2 separate regions of the Homo sapiens genome follow, and region 1 is linked to region 2. The links are chromatin loops, found by intact Hi-C in ENCODE. Cell type or tissue: CD4-positive, alpha-beta T cell. All regions are shown on one strand. Each heading gives the region's core, and the rest is flanking DNA. Links, peaks and the distances in the headings are about the cores only.

What was found. Hi-C counts contacts between places; a loop is a spot of excess contacts. Peaks named below come from ENCODE experiments on the same cell type or tissue, not always from the same donor. Only the 100,000 strongest peaks of a DNase experiment are listed, where the experiment ranks them.
Region 1: a loop joins it to region 2, with 2.5 times the contacts of the local background. A loop is called at or near these places in 28 of 110 quality-filtered maps.

The regions. Positions count from the first base shown.
Region 1 is chr3:46,087,952-46,090,782 of GRCh38, forward strand. No RefSeq gene overlaps it. Among named protein-coding and RNA genes, the nearest start is that of XCR1, 62 kb to the left of the region's middle. RefSeq lists an enhancer at 1,548-1,597. In CD4-positive, alpha-beta T cell, for the core only: no CTCF peak of the experiment used is centred there; DNase peaks (open chromatin) are centred at 1,500, 1,950 and 2,410; H3K27ac peaks cover 1,027 bases.
Region 2 is chr3:46,212,344-46,215,198 of GRCh38, forward strand. It overlaps a transcript of CCR3 not described here. Among named protein-coding and RNA genes, the nearest start is that of CCR1, 5.5 kb to the left of the region's middle. In CD4-positive, alpha-beta T cell, for the core only: no CTCF peak of the experiment used is centred there; a DNase peak (open chromatin) is centred at 1,058; H3K4me3 peaks cover 479 bases; H3K27ac peaks cover 944 bases.

The DNA.
Region 1 (2,831 bases), core at 332-2,831, 120 kb before region 2:
TAGCTGAACTGACCCCTTTGCTCCCCCAAATATGCCTGTGCTTTCCAGTGTTCTGCTCATTTAATACATTGGTCTCTCGTATTTTTCTGTTTTGTCCACTAGAGAGAGGTCTTCTCTTCTTAAAGACAATTCCTCCTCCTGCTTCACAGCCTAGCAGCCACTGCGCTGTGGAAATGTGGTTGGTCTGAATTGAGGTGTGCTTACATACAAACCATACGCCAGATATTGAAGACTTAGTACAATAAAGAGAATGTAAAACATCTTATTAATACATGCAATCAGTTGATTACATGTTGAAATGATATTTTAGATCTATTCAATAAATAAAAGATAATATTAAAATTAATTTCACATTTATTTATTTACTTATTACCAACTCGGTCTTACTCTGTCACCCAGGCTAGAGTGCAGTGGCATGATCTGGCTCACTGCAGCCTCAAACTCATGAGCTTTAGCAATCCTCCCACCTCAGCCTCCTGAGTAGCTTGGACTCCAGATGCCCACCATCACACCTGGCTAATTACCTATTTATTTTTAGATTTAAAAAAATGTAGCTACCAATTTTTTTTTTTTGAGATGGAGGCTCACTCTGTCACCCAGGCTGGAGTGCAATGGCACGATCTTGGTTCACTGCAACCTCTGCCTCCGTCTCCCGGGTTCAAGTGATTCTCCTGCTTCAGCCTCCTGAGTGGCTGGGATTACAGGTGTGTGCCACCACGCCCAACTAATTTTTGTATCTTTAGTAGAGACGGGGTTTTACCATATTGGTCAGGCTGGTCTTGAACTCCTGACCTCGTGATCCGCTCCCCCTCGGCCTCCCAAAGTGTTGGGATTACAGGCGTGAGCCACCGCGCCAGGCCTAACAGAAATTGAAAATTGCATATGTGACTCACTTTATATTTCTATTGGACAGCACTGGTGTAGGGGATGCCTCCTCATGGCAAACTCCAAGGTAACTCTGAAGAACCCTAAGGCTCCAAGGAACCCAGGCTGAAAACCATTAGGTTGATTTGACTCATGAGGAAACTGAGGCTGGAATTGGCCAACAACTTGTTCATGGCTATCGAAGTGGTAGAATGTTGAATTTACATGAAAACCCAGATGTTCTATGCCCTGTTTGTTTTTTTCTCTCCTATCCTGGAGGTGCTTGGATACCATGTGAGGATGTAGGCACAAGCCACTCTGCTGGGCCTTTGAGGTCCTTCATCAGAAAGCTTCACCATCTCAAGTCTGTCTTGGCTGGAGACCCTGGAGACAAGCAGTGACTGCTCCGCCCTTCTTGCCCTCTTGTCTTAAACTACCCTTTTGACTTGCCCAATCCCAGTCCTGCTCCCAGGACCATAGTAACTCTTGCTGGAATAAGTCCAATCTAGTTGGAAGGATGAGAAAACAGAGACAGCTTGGCTTTGTCACTCGCTGACCCCATGACCACAACACTCAGCTCACTGCTGAGCACTCACATAGCCCAGGCCTCTCTTGTGCATGGGTGACTGGTATCCACATGGCCAGTGACTCACATGGGAACTGAAAGCTCCCTTTGGTGGGGCAACTTCTCTAAAGTAGCCCCATGAATCAGCAGTGTGGGGTGCTGGAAAGCAAGGGCTGACCCTGACTTGCAGTCAGTCAGGGACCCTGAGCAGAAGCCCCTGCATCACAGGCTTCCACCACAGCCCGGAAGAGTTGCAGCACTGTGGGCCAGTGGTAGTTCCATGTATAGCACGAGTGGAGGCCCAAGATGCATGTGCATGTATGGGCCTAAGAGGTCTCCATGAATTGTTTCTCTGGGTGGTAGAGAACCCAAGCAAGTGGGAGCCAAGAGTATCTACCCCCGTCCCTGACTCTGTTTCCTGTGAGAGGGGCTGTGTTGGCCCAGGCCTGAGTGTGCCAGGGTTGCTTGGGCAACCACTGCCCCATGCCTGCAGTCTCATCTCTCCTTCTGAAGCCAAATCAGAGAAGTGCAGACTCATGGGGCTATGAGGAAACCCATGTTGTGTGGATCAGCAGTCACAAGGTGAAGGCTCTCTTCCCACTTCTTCCGCAGCTCTAGCTGTGTGGCTTTGAGCTAGTTGCTATATGTCTCTGAGACTTCATTTCTAATTTATGTAATAGGTATATTAATGTTAGTTATACTTTGCTATATAAACAAATCAAGACTTCGTGGCTTAAACAATAAACATTTCTTATACAGTTTCTGTGGGTCAGGAATTTGGGAGTGACTACACAGGGTGGTTTCAGCTTAGGGTCTTTCAGGTATGGAGTTCCTTTGACAAGGTACCTGGCTTCCTCCAGAGTGAGCGATCTAAGACAGCAAGACAGAATTCACACTGTCTTTTATGACTAACCTTTGAAGTCAAGTTCTGTCATTTCTACACTACCCTATTAGTCACAAAAGTCAATGCTATTCAAGGATGGTGCAAACGACTGTGGGCCGTCTGAGGCTGGCTAGCACAATGGAGTTATTAATATCTGCCCTGCCCATCTTACAGAACCATTGAGAGGTTTGGTTTGCACACCCACAGCAAGGAAAATCAGCACCCAGAGGATGCATCTGTGAAGAGTCAAGGCAGCATCTGCTAAAAACAGCTGGTGAAGGGGCTTCTGGGGCTGGAGCCTGGAGACATCAGAAGAAGCTCCGTGAGGAACACGGGGAGAGTCAGCTGTGAAGTTTGGCAGCTCAGAAGCCTTCCTAATGGGAGAGTGGCAAGGTTCCATTGAAGATGGGCATGTGGGATGGGAGAAGTCGCTGTGGTCATTTTTGGAAAATACAGTCTCTCATAAAGGACCAGAGTAATCTCCCATATTTGAAGGCCTGTATTGAGTCATGATTGAAT
Region 2 (2,855 bases), core at 1-2,500:
GGCTATTTCCAGAACACCAAAGTCAGATTGGTTACTGTCTCACAGATGGGCAAAAGTGGTTTTGGGAGATGTAAGAGGGTCTTAGGCAGTAGCACCCCAGGTCCCTCGACATCACCTCATTTCCCCCCTCTTGGCCCCCCTACCACACTCCTCTTGTCTTGTCTAATTTCTTTCCCCAGCCTCTCTTTCCACCTCCCCTCCTCACTGCATACTTCTTCTATCCAGGTGGTCATTTTTCCTCCTGCATCTCTGCCTCTTTTTGCCTGCCTGGCCTCTGGCCTCTCCAAGGTGCTCTCTCACCTCCCATTCTACAAACTCCAACTTGACAAACCAAGGAGAAAGGGGCCAAGACTTCTTTGCCCCCTCTCTCCCTACTCTCTGTCCTGCTCATCTATCCCACTGTGCTTCATCGTGTCCCAAAGTGAAAGAGGGCATTGGGCACATCAGTGTGAGATCCCTCACCATGGATCATCCAAGAGGCTGCCTCCTCCCTGAAGCCTTCCCATCCTCCATGACAGGAAGTCATCAATGAAAGACTGACGTAGCACCTCTGAGGTTTTTAAACTTCTTAGGGGGGTAGGGGGAGACCTGTGTTGAAACCTCATTGTATACATTGGGTACTTTTGACAGCAAATAACAAAGCAATGGACTCAAAATAGCTCAAAAAAGAAAAAGAAAAGAAATCATTGTTTTCTCACAAATCTAGATATTAGCTCTGGTTTGAAATTACTCTTTAACAGTCTCTTGTAATAATTCTTAATGATTTCACTATTCACATGTTTCTATTCGTCTTTACAGCCTAAAATACAACCTCAGAACTCAGGGGCTTGAAATCACAGTGACATTTTTTCTCGTGATTCTGTGAGTTAGATGAATCGTCCAAGGTGCTCTCACTCCCACATCTAGGGTTGGGGCCAGCTGTCAACTGTCAATTCACCTTTATGTGGCTGCTCATCTTCCAATCAGCTAGATAGACATGACATCTCATCTCTGTCTCAGGCCAGTTACGAGAGTACAAAATAGAAGCTGTAAAGCATTTTAAGGCATAACCTCAGAAGTCACATGATGCTGCTTTTGCAAGTAAGTCACAAAGCCAAGCCACATTCAAGGAGTCAGGAAATAGAAACTACCTTTTTTGGAAGAGCTACAAAGTCACATTGTAAAAGGCTGTGTGTACTCGGCTTGGAGGAGTTTGAGTCCGTAAATTATCTTCTACCACAATGCACAAATTTCCTCTAGTTCCATAGCCAAGTAGTTTCTTGAACTTCATCCCTCTAATGGTCTTGTCTTCCCCATACCTTGGTCACATATGCCCATGATCATAGCTCCTGAATCTTACTATCACTAATATCTGTAGCTCTTCATACTTCCTGCTGCCAGCATCCAGCCTCTGACCACCACCTCCTACATTTACTACTCACTGCCTCTAGCACCTCAACTCCAACAGTTCTTTAACCCCAGTGGGACCTCCAGTCCACTGATATTTTAATTTTCCACTGACCTTCAGCCTCCTCATGCCCTCACTTCCCATCATCTTAAAAATCCATGAGCCATCATTACAGTCTCTCCCTTAAACACACCCTCAATTCCTTTGCTCTTTTCTGATCCTGTCATGCCCACTTGGCAAAATTTTGGTCCTAGTTAGATCCAGCTCCCCCACTTGCATCTGTGAAGTTAAATATGGCCAGAGAAAATCACACAACCACAGTGACTAGGGTGGCTCTAAATGATGATAGCTGTATCCAAAGCATCCTTAATGCCCATCAACTGCATTCCCCTCTTTTAGACATTATTTCACACCTTTTGCCTTTTCCTTAAACCTCCAACACCACCTGTTATCCTCATTCTTAGCTGATGATCTTGTTTCCTATTTCGCTGAGAAAATGAAAGCCATCAGAAGAAACTTTCTACAAGCCCCCACCTCTCACCTCCCCTGCTACCGGTCACTTTTTTCCTGGACAGTTCTCTGCCTCCCACCTGTTACATGGCTGGATTCTCCATGTTCCTGTCTAAACCCATCCCTTCCGCTTGTGCAGGATCCCAACCTCTCTCACTCACTCAAGGACATTGCTCTATTGATTTTCTCTCATCTTGTCAGTTTTTCCTGCTCTATTGCATTATTCCTATCCGAGTTATTTAATTTAGCAGCTTCATCTGGGACTCAGGTTCCTCCCATCTTTCTGCTCTGACATGTTCAGACCACCTCTGCTCAGGGATGTGGCTGCTGGGGTCACACTGAGGTATGAGGACATCTAACAGAGAAAAGGGCTGCCTTTTCTTTTTGCCAATTTATAGAAATAAGGAGCCCTGATGTTCTGTGATAAAACAGCCACTTGTGAGCCAGATCCTCTGGGGAGACCAGTAGATAGTGCCTCCACCTTTCCTCCCTGGGCAAGCAGAGGGTAATGGATGCTGCAGGGCAGTGTGGATGATGTAGGGAAGCCCCTTCCCTCAGGTCTTCTGGCACAGTGAAGTGCTTAGCAGAAAGCAGACACTGGGGGGCAGGATTTGAGAGCCTGTGAATGAACCAAGAGCACATTATCCCCTCCCAATGTCCCTTCCTGTCCCCAAACACACAAGTTTCTGGGGTGGTTCCTGCTGGCAGAGAGCCTGAGAGCATGGCCATTGTACCTGAAGAGGCTGGTGCCAAGAGCTGCCAACTAGAACCTGGTAGGTCTGTAATCTAAGTGCTCGCAAGAATGGGGCAGTGGCTCATTGTGGTTTGAGGCTGGCAGGGGGTCAGGCAGGAATGAAGAGCTGATAATGATCCTTGTACTCCAAACCTAAGCTCCAGACAGTCACATGTGTGTTCCTGTCACTTATTACATCCAGTCTGAGTGCTCATGCTGGTATTT